2 separate regions of the Homo sapiens genome follow, and region 1 is linked to region 2. Evidence: read pairs that join two places in POLR2A ChIA-PET (ENCODE). Cell type or tissue: CD4-positive, alpha-beta T cell. All regions are shown on one strand. Links, peaks and the distances in the headings refer to the core of each region. The heading gives the core; the rest is flanking DNA.

Region 1 (7,336 bases), core at 2,799-5,298, 330 kb after region 2:
CACCTGCCTTCCCATCCACCTTTCCCCCACCTGGTCACCTGCCTTCCCATCCACCTTTCCCCCACCTGGTCACCTGCCTTCCCATCCACCTTTCCCCCACCTGGTCACCTGCCTTCCCATCCACCTTTCCCCCACCTGGTCACCTGCCTTCCCGCCTGCCCTCCCTCCACCTGGCCACTTGTCTTCCCACCTGCCCTTCCCCCACCCGGCCACCTGCCTTCCCATCCACCTTTCCCCCACGTGGCCACCTGCCTTCCCATCCACCTTTCCCCCACCTGGCCACCTACCTTCCCACCTGCCTTCCCAGCTGGCCTCCTGCTTTCCTGGTCTCTGCTCTTGAACATGCAAAGGGCTTCCCAGGCTGCGCTACTTCCTGGGTGACTTGTGTTGCCTGGGACATATTTTGAGCCCTGTGAATGTCACCTTCTGGGTGAAGAGCCCCGTTTGCCAACCCTAGAGCCTGTGGCTGACCAGAAGATTGTAAAACTATAACCTGTTATTAGTGACACTCCCTGTGGTCTTACATCTATTTAGGAACCTAGAGTCTTTTTCCCTATGTCAAAAGATGCTTCTTTCCCTTTCTGTGAAGTCTTCTCATTTTCATGGGGACAGTGAGGAAAAGGCCACCCTGAGCCCTGGATGTAAGGCCTGTCCCTTGGCCGTACTGTGTTTCTTTGGTCCAGTGGCCGAGTCTGCGCTGGCTTCCTGGTTTGACTGGCGTCGCTGGTGGCGGAAATGAGGCTCTTCTTCAGCTGTGTGCTCCCCGGAAGCCAGGGGCGGCGTTGTGAGCCGCGGCAGAGAGGACCGTGGTGTTGTTTGCCTCGCCGTCCCTCTCCCTTTGAGTGTCACGTTCCCCTGCTCTCGTGGCCTCTCTGCTGTGGGCCTACCTGCCCGGCCTCCTCCTGCTGGCTCTGCCTGTCTCTGTCTGATGGGGTCTCCGGCCTTCAGGGCGAGGCTGAGACAACAGCCTTATCCCCAAAGCACACAATGAGGCTGGGGCCATGGGATGACTGAGACCTCTGTGTCTGCAGTTTTCCACCTGGTTGCCTGGGCACCTGTGGAAGTCCCTGTTTCTAATTTGGTATTTTAGTACAGGTTCTGTAGGGCTGGTGTGATTGCCCAGGCTACCAGGATGCCAGTACATCATGTTTGGGGACCCCTGTCCTAGTCACGTGTCTGGGATGGGGCTGTGCAGGTTTGCAGGAGGACCTGGCTGCGGGCAAGTCCACAGCGACAGAGGGAGCGGTTAGGGTTAGAGTTGGGTTAGGGTTAGGTGTTTGGGTTAGGTTTAGAGTTGGGTTAGGTGTAGGGGTAGGGTTAGAGTTGGGTAAGGGGTTAGGGTTAGAGTTGGATTAGGGTTAATAGTGTTAGAGTTAGTGGTTATGGTTAGCGGTTAGGTTTAGGGTTATGGTTGGTTCACGGTTAGGGTTGAGGGGGTTAGGATTGGGATCAGGTGTTCATGTTAGTTGTTAGGTTAGGGTTAGGTGTATTGCTACTGCTATGGCTAGGGTTTGTGCTGGGATTAGGGTTGTGGTTTGGCTTGTGCTTATGGTAGTACCCTCCTCGGCCAGAGCCCTTACGCTCACACTTACTCACCCTGTAGCGTGTTTCCTAAAGTGCAGACTCTTCATATCATTTTCTCTTTTCTTTTCGAAATCTCGCAGCCCTCCTTAATGATTTCTTTGTGCAATCTCTGTCCTCCTGTGGACCCCTGGTGTCCCCACCTTCCGTACCTGCTGTGCCTGGGTTCCTTCCCTCGTGGCCCTCCTGGGATCTGGGAACACCTGCCAGTGTCAATGAGCTCAGCGCTGTGGGGTGTGAGCTGAGATAGAGGCATTTGAAGCTGGCTTGAGCTCTCAGCCTGATGGCCTTAGATAAGCTGCTTTGTGCCTCAGGTTTCGTATCTACAAAATGGGACGGTGACCTTCCCTCCCTAGACCTTTTCCGAGGGGCAGGTCATGGATGTGAAGTTCCTGGCATGGTTCCAGGCACCCAGTGAACCCGGAAAGTGTCATGTGTTTATCACACCGCCGCTCGGTGCTTCTGGCTGGGGAATGCAGTGCTCAGGCTGAGTTGGCAAACCCAGCTTCTCCTCTCCAAAGGATAATGACCGACGTCCACATGGGCCTCCTGCCTGCGGGACCCGGGTTGCTCTGTGCCCCTCGTTTCCTCGGAGACTTGGAGACTTGTGGGTGGTGCTGGCAGCTGGGCTGCTTGGCCGTCGACCCAAGGCCTGCCTGGTGCTTCCCTGGAATCCCCTGGTCCTTGGTGAGCTGGGATGCATCTGAGACAGGTGCCGTCTTGGGCACATCACTGCTGCTTCCTGGCTTGGGACTGGCCTCCCTGGGTGACCTGCTCCACCCCGCAACAGGTGTGTGTGTTGGGCTGTATTGTTAAAGCCACTGGTGTAAACCCTGACACAGGTGTGCCATGGGGCTGGAGAAACTGCAGTCATGGTTCCTTGTGGATTTCATTACAGACATACATGGCTCGTAATTTTCTGGTAGATTTGCTCATTCTCATATCAAAATGACCAGTTTGTGTTCAGTACCCAACTACCTGGGGTGGGATATTTGGGAGACAATGGAAAGAAGCCAGTTGTATTAAAAACCTTAGCGCATACTCAATGCACAGGCCTCCGGGGTCCGGGTCGTGACCATAGATTCACTCTGAGGGACCCGTCAGGACGTTTTGTGTAGGAGGAAGAGCCCAGTTACTCAAAGATGTTCGTGGTTTTGTGCTTGGTATTGCATTTGTGTTTCTGTTCTGTTTTAACCAAGAGTGAGAAGCTCTGGAATTATTGCTATAATAAGCGTGAACCGGGAGACATACTGCCTCATGTAATAAAACTGCGTGCTGCCCACTATCGCTCGGGACCACAGGTGAGGTCATGTGACCGAGCAGGACTAGCAACGAGACTCTTAGGAAACAGCCTTTTCTCCAGACTCACCCATCTCCCCCTCAGGTCCCAGGGTTGCGGGCAGTGATGGCTGTGTAAGCGCTCCTCAGAGTGAAATAGCTGCTTGCTATTTTTAAAGGTAGAGATTAAGAAATGACAAAGCATTTTTGTTTCAAGAAGTGTGTTTCTACTTTGTACTGCTTAAAAATAACTCTGCAAAAATCAACTAAGTCACAAGGAATTGAACAGAACAAAAAATGACATTGAAGAGTACATAAGAAATGAATTACTCCTGTCTAGTTAGCAATTTTTGGGTCGTTTCCGTACACGAAACTTAGAACCTTAGAATTGACGGGGGGAGATCATGCCTCCATGTGCGTGCGGATGGAAGGTCTGTCCCTGCAGAATTCCCGAGAGCTGCCTCCTGCTTTCTGCCTGCCCCTCTCATTGGTGAGGGATGCACTGTTTATAAGGCAGCTGTTTCTCAGCTGAAGGCTTCTCCCTTGGCCTCCCCTGAAATCTCATTCTCATTGATTTCTGTTTATTTGTCCTATCTTACCCAGCCCTCCTCAATCTTGGCTGCAGTTAGAATCACCCAGAGATTTTTTTTTTTTTTTTGGAGAATGTGCAGGCCACTCCCTCAGAAGCCGGGACTTTAGGCCAGGTTCTGGCCTTGACCAGTTGTTGCCAGCTGTGGCTCGTGACCTTGACAGATGATTCTCAGATGCCACCTGCAAGGCTGTCATGGATGAACTGATTTTCCTGCATCCATTCAGTGCTCACCGAGTAACATCGGGGTTTGTGGCAGCCCAACCCACCAGCCGCCTGTTTTGGGTGGAACAGTCCACATTCTTGCAGTCATTCTCGTATTACTTGGTTCCCAGAAGCCTCCCCCGGGCCTGTTCTGGACCCGCTCACTCTTGTTCATTTGCTCCTCTTCCATGTATGGTTCATTTGCTGCTCTTCCATGTATGGTTCAGAGCCCAGGCTGGGCTCCTGCCGCCCAGTGTGAAGAGAGGACCCTTGGCCAGCCCCGTCGTGGGCCTTCCTTCCCCGGCTGTTGCTGAGGATGCTTCTGTTTGATCTCAACCCTGAGCCGAGTAACTCACACTGAGCCCATGGTCTCCTAGGAGCTTGGGGTCTTTTCCGTGGCCAGAACTTTCTCTTCTTGCACTTTGTTTTTCCTTACGGGATTTCATCTTGTTAGTTTCAAGCCTTTGTTGCATCTCATCGAAAACTTCTGAGTCTCTGTGCTGCTTTGGTCTCCCTCATCTCTGAGTGTCAGCCCTGCTCCAATAAGCTTGTCCGGTTCCCTTTCTCCATCTGGGTCATCAATGTACATGATGGCTCATGGGAGGTCGGGCACTGCAGCAACCTCTGAGACCTTCCTCCTTGTGGATCTGAAACAGGAGAGTTCCCTGACCCCTCGCGGGACTTGCAACAGGGGCGTGGCTTATTTGCGCTCAAACTCCTTACAGGAGGGGTAGCAAGCAGATTGGCAGGTGCAGGAGCTGGGTGAGTGCTTTTGGGCGTTGGCCCCATGGTAGTGTCTAGACAATTAATGCTGTTTTAGCAGTTGCTATCTGTGGATGGCTAAGTGTTCAACCAGCTCAGTGGAGAGTCAGGGTGACAGCCTTTTACACCCTGCCATCTTGGTACCTGGGTCCTTGTCTGGTGTCCAGGAAGAATCGGGTCATACAGGCTTTGAAGGATGGTGATTGCAGGGATTTCATTGAGTGGTGGAGGTGGTTCTCAGGGGGATGCATGAGGAGCTGGAAAGGGGATGGAGTGGGAAGATGATCTTCCCCTGGAGTTCAGCTGTCCCACGGCCGACCTCCTCTCTGACTGTCCGCAGCCATACTCCTCTCGATGTTCAGATGCTCCTTCTCTTTTCTTCTCTGCCGTGCCGTTCTGCCACTCTGCCAGTCTTCTGCTCTTCTGCTCTTGGAGCCTGGGGTTTGGGGTTTCTACGGGTACAGGATAGGGAGGCATGGCGGGCCAAAAGCAACACTTGAGTTTGAAAACAGGAATACCTGTTCCCATTTAGGGCCGCAGGTTTCCAAGCTCGAGGGTGGGGCCTTTGCCAGGGAACTGCCCTGTTCTATCCAGTATTTCCCTGTCTCCTGTCCATGTCAGATTCAGGAATGGCCACTCCTGGGCAGAGGCATTGGGCCTGCTCCCAGCTGACCTCTGTGCACTAAAGCCAGCCGTGTTCTCCTTCCTGTCCCCAAGACTGTCAGGGAGAGACCAAGTCCATGCATGCTTCGGTCTCCTACATTACCAGCTTAGTAATCCTCTGAAAAAAGAAAATCACGTTATATAGTTGGTGTGCTTTTGTGTGACTGAGTGACTTTTTTTTTCTTTTTTCTTGGCAAATCTGGGATAAAATATATTAAAACAATTTGTATTTTATAAACCTACCACGACACACAGAATTGATCTCATCTGCGTCTGCAGCAGGTCAATGGCAGAGCGTGTGCGGGCCTGTGCTGGTGTACCTGCAAGTTGCCTCCCTTGCTTGCTGTTCGGTGCCTTCACTCCTGCAAACATACAATGTATTGGAAAAGCAAAGCGGGTGTAAGGCACGTAAGAATCATCCACGGGTTACTAAACCGGCCTGGGTGTGGTGCATGGACATGCCACGTCTCTTCAAAGATTCTTCCTGTTCTATGATCGTGGTGGGGTGCCTGGAAGAAGTGTGAATTTTGTGCACGTGTCTGACCTGAGCTGATGTGGCTGAAATGAGAGGGGCTGCAGGCTCGTCCCACGGTGGCTGTGTCCCAGGAGCAGAGTCCACATGGATGACGGAGCCTTCAGAGGGGCGGGGCATGGTCCTGCCCAGGTGGCAGGGACTCCAGCGATGGGTTCTGGTCTCAGGGCAGCAGGTGTCCGGTCAGCCAGCGCCGAGAGATCAGTCCAGTGAGAATTTGGGGTGTTAACGGGTTCCCCATGCCCTTGGCAGGTTTTTTCCTGTGGGAAGGATGTGGTTGCCGAAATTATACCACATCCTGTGGGAACCATCATGATGGTTGCCGAAATTATAGAATAAAATATTTAAGATGTTTGGCTGCATGATGAAAATGACATGTGTGGGTAAAATTGTCAGTCATAGAACTGGAAAATCTTGAAAAGTCCAGCTCTCATCCATTAGAAAGGAAATCATTGTGATAAGGTTGAAAAATGTAGAACGAGATAAAAGTCCTCATACAAGTCTCTGTACATGCAATTGTTCATTAAAGGGCCTCTTTCTGGTGGTTCTGATGCCGTTTGTAGGTTGGGAGGTGAGAAGTTTTATTCCTGAGGCTCCTTAGAATTATGGTCGCTTAACTGAATTCGTCTTCTAAAAAAAGCATCAAGCTTTCTTCCCTGTATAATCTTAATATTGTGGAACTTTTACCTTTTCTTAACCTTTATAAAAGTAGTGCCATTTCCTCCCTCCTCCCTCACCTCCCATCCCCCTTCCTTGTCAGCCTAAAGTTGAATCAGAGATGTCACTGACGAATGTGATGCTTGCAATTACCTGTTCATTCACTTCTCACTCCCTGTTAATATGCAGGTGAGCCCCCGGTGTTGAGCTCAGGATGTGCCGTGAACTTGACTGCAGACGGGTCCAGCAACTGTGCAGAGTGGGGACCTGCCTGCAGCCACCCTGTGTGTTCAACAAAGCCCAGCCCAGCAAAACACCACAGCCCCCCAATCCCCAAGCAAGGGCCCCCAACCTTCCCTTAGAAACCCAGAGAGGCCAGGTGGGCAGACACCCCTTCCTGTTCACGGAATTAACTAAACTGTATCCGTTATGGGTGGAAAGAAATAATGGCTTTTACGAAGCCCAATATAGAGGGGCAGAAATGAGAAAAATCTTTATTCTAAACACTTACGAAGTTAGGCAAGAAAAGTGTCTTGCAGAGAGAGCATGGGGATGCGTTTCAGGAGGAAGTTGGTTTTTGGAAGGGCCGCTTTGTAGGAATAGCAGCTCAGGAAACTGGCCGGAGGATGCACTGTCAGTGCACAGGGGGCCACGAGGGTCCTGGCACCGGGGCCGGCGCTACCTCCTGCAGGTGGGCTGCCTGGGAGGAGGAGTGAGGCAACCGCTCCCATGGGGGTACAGCTCCCGGGGGGGGGGCAGTGCAGTGGCACCCTACATGCAGGGCCCGGTTCTTCAGCATCACCAGAGCTGGGCGCAGACCCATGCTTGCTGCCCATTGCCCCTCCTGGAGTGACAGCCAGCAGGGCGCTCCTGGGGTCCTGTTTATTTTTCAAAGAAGAAAAGAGGCACAAATGTGCACTGAGAATGAAGTGCTTTAAACACCCATGGAAAACCGAAAACATGACGAATAGGCAGCCCCAGAGCAGCCGTAAGCGCGGAAGGGGAGCGCCTCAGCGTGGCTGCGTGGCTGCAGACTTTTTTGTTATGTATATTTTACTACAGTAATAAAA
Region 2 (7,336 bases), core at 3,208-5,707:
CTGATTCTACATGATGATAAGTCATATAATGATTTCATTATATACTACAATGTAATAATAATAGAAATAAAGTGCACAATCAATGGAATGTGCTGGAATCATCCTGAAACCACCCCTGCCACCATCTGTGGAAAAACTGTCTTCCACAAACCAGTTCTTGGTGTCAAAAAGGTTGGGGACCACTGCTTTAGAGGAGATTATAATAAGAAGGATCCAGACAACGGGACAAAGCTAAAAAGTTTCATGACAAACATTTGCATGACAGCTCCTCCTTTGTGCTGGTGAAGGTGCTTGTCATTTTCTATTCCAGTTTTGAATGGGGATCTGACTCCAGCTGTTACATACTTTCAGAAACATGAGCAAACAAGTTTAGTGTTTTAGCTACAAATAATCCCCCAAAACACCAAGCAACTAATCCTTGGTCAATAGCTGTTTATTTGAACACAGCTGCTCCATTGCCATCAGACTGAACACGACTATGCAAGAAACCCTCCAAAATGCTACATTTTGAACTTTATAAAACTTACAGCTGCAATAATGCCAGATACTTTATCAGGCATCTGGTATTACTGCAACTGTATCTAACAGATTCCACGGGGCACCCTCCAGGGTTTCTTTTTTTTTTCTTTCTTTCTTTCTTTCTTTTTTTAAAATATACTTTAAGTTCTGGGATACGCATGCAGAACGTGCAGGTTTGTTACATAGGTATATACATGCCACGGTGGTTTGCTGCACCCATCAACCCTACATGAGGTATTTCTCCTAATGCTCTCCCTCCCCTAGCCCCCAACCCCTGACAGGCCCCTGTGTGTGATGTTCCCTTCCCTGTGTCCTTGTGTTCTCATTGTTCAACTCCCACTTGTGAGTGAGAACATGCACTGTTTGGTTTTCTGTTCCTGTGTTAGTTTGCTGAGAATGATGGTTTCCAGCTTCATCCATGTCCCTGCAAAGGACATGAACTCCTCCTTTTTTATGGCTGCAGGGTTTCTTTTAAGATAGAAACTTGTGACAGATGATTTTTACACTGGATCCTGGGAGAGGGGGTTCTCTACCCTGTCTTCTCGCTTTTACTATCTGAAGACTCTTTTCACCTGAGGTCCCACATGGGGAAGCAGAGATCTCTGTTAGCACCTGCTAACATTTATGGTAAAGAACGTCACCTTCTACGTCCAGGCGCTGCACTGAACCCATCATCTTACGTCATCCTCCTGACAATTCTGTGGGCTGAGCACCGTTCTACTGCTCCCCATTCCTGCCATTTTAGGAAGAAAGCAAGGCTTAGAGGGGTTACATTTTCCCAAGAGCATGCAGCTGTTAAGTGGATTTAAATCTGATCTCTTAAAATTTAAATTTGAGCATTCCAGTGATTAAATGCTTTCAAGGAATTGGACATTTTTGGTCAGTCAGCACCGCCTAAAGGCCTCCGTGCTGGAGAGCCCTCACAGCCCCATTCACCCACCCCACTCCCCATCGGTTTGATCAAATGTTGCAGATCCCTAGTCATTTGTCCTTTCTCTGTGCTCTGCAGAAAAAGAAACGGCTAGGAAACAGGAAGACAGCACCCAAGCACTATTTTCATTCTCCTTGACTCTTCTTTGCAGAAAAGGGCCCAGTTTCCTTGCCTTATGTAGTAACACTGAATAAGAGGCAAAGAACACTGCTATTTCTACAGCCGTGTTACCAGCTCTTCCCCACTTAGCCTCTCAGGGTACACGGCCTGGCGATGCCCTTCCTCAAGCCTGATTTTTATTTTGTCTTCGTGCTCAGCTTGCAAGAGCCTGTTGAGCAGCAGGAAAGGGGGAGGCCCAGGCTTTGAGGACGAGCGGCTCGGCTCTGCCTTGGCTGTGTGCTGGCATTTCGTGTTGCGGAGCTGTGGTTGTTTCGTTTGTCTGTATACAGCAGCCACCACACAGTTTGCATCGCAGGGAACCGGATGTCAGCCCTTACCCCCGGGCCCTGTCCAGGGTCTCCCCACTGGTGCGGAGAGGTGGGAGAGATTTCCTCTCCAGCCCCTCTGCTTCTCAGGGCTGGGGGCTCCCCAGCCACCAGTTCCGCTCCCTTGGCTGCTAGGCTGGCCTGGGTGTGCTGGGCACCTGTCCCACTGGCATCAGGGTGGAGGCTCTCCGCAGGCATCAGGGTGGAGTCTTTACAGAAGTGGTTTTCAGGGTGTGGGTTTCAGACCAGCATCATCATCGCCACCTGGGAACTTGTTAAAGATGCAAACTCCGGCCGGGCGCGGTGGCTCACGCCTGTAATCCCAGCACTCTGGGAGGCCGAGGTGGGCGGATCACGAAGTCAGGAGATCGAGACTATCCTGGCTAACACGGTGAAACCCCGTCTCTACTAAAATACAAAAAATTAGCCAGGCGTGGTGGCGGGCACCTGTAATCCCAGCTACTCGGGAGGCTGAGGCAGGAGAATGGCGTGAACCTGGGAGGCGGAGGTTGAAGTGAGCCGAGATCGTGCCACTTCACTCCAGACTGGGCGACAAAGCGAGACTCCGTCTCAAAAAAAAAAAAAAAAAAAAAAGCAAACTCCAAGCCCCCTCCCACTGCCTCTGGACAAGCTCTGTGTCTGACACGCCTACCTGATCATTCTGACCCAACTCAAACTGAAGGCCACCACCACAGTGATGAGGGTTAGAGCCGGGCCTGCAGTGGAACTTCCTGGGACCGGGTCCTGGCCCTGCTGCTCTGTGATCTCAGGCAACTCAAGGAACTTCTCTGTGTCTCAGCTTTTCCATCTGTGAAACAGGGACAATAGTGATAAAGGTAGTCCGTGAGGTTATGGGGTTCCAATGGGGCAGTCCATGGAAAATGCTCAGAAGTTCTAGCACGCAAAGGCTTTGCTGGTGTTAGTTTTACTAATAAACAGTGTTTAGTGTTACTAAATTAACACTGATAATAATTAATAATAACATGGATTTTGCTAGGTTTGGGAAAACTGAAGGAACTTAGAATAAAGAGGAGAAAATCCCAATTCAGCTATGCCACATATGGCCTTCCACGGTCCAAGGGGAAAGCAGTCGAATCCTCCTGGGCCCCTGACAGCATAGCGCTCTGCTCCCCCTCCTGGCGCTTGACGGTGCCCCTCTCCCTCACAGCCTGCTCTAGGCCTGCTGCCACACCATGCTCTGGAGTTTAGGGAACCCCCTCTCTACTCATAGGCACTGTAGGCCTTCTTTCCAGTCCCGCTGTCTCCCCAACCCCACAGCAGCAATCCTTTGTAAGGTTCAAGTTATTCCATCTACACTGAGCCCCAGGGCAGCACTGCCTGCTGTCTCTAGGCATGGTTCTCAGGGACGTCCTTGTCCTGACCCAGGGCTCTGCACTTCCGTGGACCCCCATAGGACCCAGGCCATGGTCCAAGGCTCCAGAGGCTCTGCAGGCCCCAGGCAGCCTGGCTGCAGGTTCACGGAGACCTGGTCCTGCCCCAGGCTCAGGAGGGCACAATCGTGGACGTGAAGGCTTTTGCATGTTCCAGAAGTCCCCTGACCTGTGCAAATATGTCATGCTTAGGGTCGGGGTCCAGCTCCAACTGAGGTCCGAGGAGAGTGGGTGGATGTGGGGCAGGGAGCTGGAAGAACATTCAAGAGACAGCAGGTAAATGAGACATGACTTTATTCAGCAGCTCCTTCACAGGCTCAATGTTACGCTTATACACTACACAAACAATAGTGGCTAAGAGCCAGGTGGGGAGCTTCTCTATGTTATGTCTACCTGGCTATGATTATATAAGACATGGGACTGCACGCTTGCACCCCAACCCCACTGAGTCAACCAGGCTGTTTACCTCGGCCTATGCCTGCTACCCCTATGCCTGCTTGGCTGCAGCTACAGCCATGTTCCTTACAGGATGTTTCTAAAGCTCCATTTCCCAAATCAAGATTGGGGCTCTGAAGAGAGAGGACGAACAAGGGCCTGCTTCGTATCTAAGCCTCATTCTCATTCTGTCTCCCCTTCTCCTTTGCACCATCTCTCAGGACTGGAAGAGAAAAACTCCAGAGTTTTCTTCAACACCCTGGCTTCCCTCTGGTCGGGCGGTAACATGGGGGCCTTGTGGTTCCAGGTGGAGGGCCCCACATTCTCCGCTCTGCAGAGGGGCCTCTGTGATGGCAGGACTCCAGGCTTTGTTCTTCAGTGTTGAAAGATTTTTAGAAAACTGTCTATTCCACACATTTTCATTCTTACTTTCTGTCTTGGTCTTAACAGAGCTTGGCTTTCAAGCTCATTATATTGCTACAGAATCAAACTAAAGTTCATATTGACATCACAATGACTTGGGGCTCTTGTGGGTATCCACCTTTCCCAGAAGCTCAAAAGCCAGGACAACAAAGTTTAGAAGATTCGGGATACTACTGAAAATAGATTTCAAAGTTCCTGATGGCTTCTTTTCCTACAGCAATCCCCTCTTAACCCCATCTTCCCCCTGCCCCTACTGTGCCCCATGTGGCCCACCAGGACTAAGGTGGGACCTCTCGCTAAGCCACATCCTTTCAACAAGGTTTTCCTGTGGTTACCCCATGCTTTGAAGTGACTGCTCAGAAGCGCTCAGCTCATTCTTAGCCAAGACCCGGCCCAGGGTGCTGTTTGTGGGGAGGAAAGGAGGTGAACTGCACTCCTGTATTTTTGTAAAGAAACTACTCGGCATCTGGTGCCTGCTCGATTCATTGCAGCAGCTGTTACTATTTTGCCCATTAAATCTCTCTGCAGCACTGAGCTCACTCACCTTCTCATAGGAAGTTATCCTGCGTCTATTTCCACCACCCCCACTGGACCACAACACCCCTGGACAACACTGTTCCCCAGCTTCCTCAGGCATAAAATTGGGATTATAATACTATTACCTCGTAGGACTATCTTGATACCAAAACAGGCGATATCTCTAACTCACATAGTACAGCACCGAATACAGTGTCTTAAAAAGCAGTTATTGATACTAGCTACATATTTTTAAATAATTTATTGAAATGAAATTCACGTAACACAAAATCATTTTACAGTGAACAATTCAGTGGCATTTAGTGCATCTGCAATGTTGCGCAACCACCACCTCTAGTTCTGAAACGTCTCCATATTTCAAAACAAAACCCTGTCCTCATTCAGCAGCTTCCCTTCATGGCCTTTCCTCCCAGCCTCTGGCAACCACCAATCTGCTTTCTGTCTCCATGGAATTATCTATTCTGGATATTTCATATAAATGGAATCATACAATATGTGACCTTTTGTGTCTGGCTTCTTTCACTGAGCATAATGTTTTCAAGGTTCACCCGTGTTGCAACATGAATCAGTAACTCTGTGTCTTTGGGGGTGAATCCTATTCTATTGTATGGATGCAACACAATTTGCTTATCTGTTGGTCAGTTGTTGGGTATTTGGGTTGTCTCCACCTTTTGGGTACTGCGAACAGTGCTGTTATGGGTATGTGTGTGTACAGGTATTTTTTTCACTTTCTGCTTTCAGGTCTCTGGGGTATATGCATAGCAGATTTCTGTGTCACATGGTATCTCAATGTTTACTTTTTTTCTCTGTGTGCAAATATTTTTTATTGTAGTAAAATGTATATAACATTTACCATGTTAACCATGTGTGTGTGTTTGTTTGTTTTTGAGATGGAGTCTCACTCTGTTGCCCAGGCTGGAGTGCAGTGGCACGATCTCGTCTCAATGCAACCTCTGCCTCCCGGGTTCAAGTGATTCTCTTGCCTCAGCCTCCCAAGTAGCTGTGATTACAGGCATCCACCACCACGCCCAGCTAATTTTTGTATTTTTAGTAGAGATGGGGTTTCACCATGTTGGCCAGGCTGGTCTCGAACTCCTGACCTCAGGTGATCCTCTTGCCTTGGCCTCCCAAAGTGCTGGGATTACAGGTGTTAACCATGTTTAAGCATACAGTTCTGTGCATTAGGTACCTTTGCACTGCTGTGCACCCATCAACATTATCCATCTCCAGAACTCATCCATCATCCCAAAATGACACTTTGATCCACTACACAATAATTCCCCACTCCCCCCTCCCTCAGCTGCTAACTGGCTTTTGACTTTCTGTCTCTATGAATTAGATTGCTCTAGGCATGTCATATAAGTGGAATCATGAAGATTTATTTTTTGTGAGTGGTGTATTCTACTTAGCATAATGTCTTCAGGATTCATCCATGTTATGAATGTATTAATATTAGAATTTCTTTGCTTTTGAAGGAGTATTCTGTGGTATATACCACATTTTGTTTATCCATTCATCCGTTCATGGACGTTTCAGTTGTTTCCAGCTTTTTGATGTTGGGAATAACACTGCTGTGAATACCAGGATATAATCTGTTTGAGTCTCTGCTTTCAATTGTTTGGCATATATACCCAGAAATGGAATTGCTGGATCATACAGTAATTCCATTTTGGATTTCTTTAGGACTTGCCATACTGTTTTCTATAGGGTCTACACTATTTTACATTTTCACCAGCAGTATACAAGAGTTCCAATTTCAGGCCAGGCATGGTGGCTCACGCCTGTAATCCCAGCACTTTGGGAGGCCGAGACAGGAGGATCACTTGAGGTCAGATGTTCAAGACCAGCCTGGCCAACATGGTGAAACCCCATTTCTACTAAAAATACAAAAATTAGCCAGGCATGGTGTCGTGCACCTGTAATCCCAGCTATTCGGGAGGCTGAGACAGGAGAATTGCTTGAACCGGGGAGATGGAGGTTGGAGTGAGCCAAAATTGTGCCATTGTACTCCAGCCTGGGCAATAGAGCAAGACTCCATCTCAAAAAAAAAAAAAAAGTGAATTCCAATCTCTCTATATCCTTACAAACACTTATTATTTTTCATATTTCTAAATTATAGCTATTCTAGTGAGTATGAAGTTTGCTTTTTATTTGTAGTTCCCTAATAACTAATGATGTTCAGCATTTTTTCATGTGCTTGTTGACCATTTGTGTGTATGTGTGCGTATGTGTATATATGTCTATTTCAGTCATTTGCCCACTTTAAAATTAAGTTTTGTTGTTGTTGGGTTATAGAAGTTCCTTATATATTCTGGATATTAATCCCTTGTCAGATATTTTGGCCAAATCCAAGGTCATGAAGATTTGCCCCTTTGGTCTTGATCTTTTTTTTTTTTTTTTGAGACAGAGTCTTGCTTTGTTGCCCAGGCTGGAGTGCAGTGGCGCAATCTCGGCTCACTGCAAGTTCCACCTCCTGAGTTCATGCCATTCTCCTGCCTCAGCCTCCCAAGTAGCTGGGACTACAGGTGCCCACCACCACGCCCGGCTAATGTTTTTGTATTTTTAGTAGAGACAGGGTTTCACCATGTTTGCCGGGGTGGTCTCAATCTCCTGAC

The links. ChIA-PET counts read pairs that join two places held together with the same protein. Peaks named below come from ENCODE experiments on the same cell type or tissue, not always from the same donor. Only the 100,000 strongest peaks of a DNase experiment are listed, where the experiment ranks them.
Region 1: POLR2A ChIA-PET joins it to region 2 with 6 read pairs; 2 of 35 experiments call an interaction of 5 or more read pairs at or near these places.

Annotation. Positions count from the first base shown.
Region 1 is chr18:76,385,463-76,392,798 of GRCh38, reverse strand. All of the region lies in intron 3 of ZNF516 (zinc finger protein 516), which reads left to right. Among named protein-coding and RNA genes, the nearest start is that of ZNF516-AS1, 100 kb to the left of the region's middle. RefSeq lists a silencer at 1,805-1,973 and an enhancer at 1,611-2,128. In CD4-positive, alpha-beta T cell, for the core only: no CTCF peak of the experiment used is centred there; no DNase peak of the experiment used is centred there.
Region 2 is chr18:76,718,610-76,725,945 of GRCh38, reverse strand. LOC105372213 (a long non-coding RNA gene) reads right to left here and starts at 3,582. Exons shown (of 3, transcript XR_935658.2): 1 at 3,496-3,582; 2 at 2,588-2,743. RefSeq lists an enhancer at 4,539-4,708. In CD4-positive, alpha-beta T cell, for the core only: no CTCF peak of the experiment used is centred there; a DNase peak (open chromatin) is centred at 4,545; H3K4me3 peaks cover 786 bases.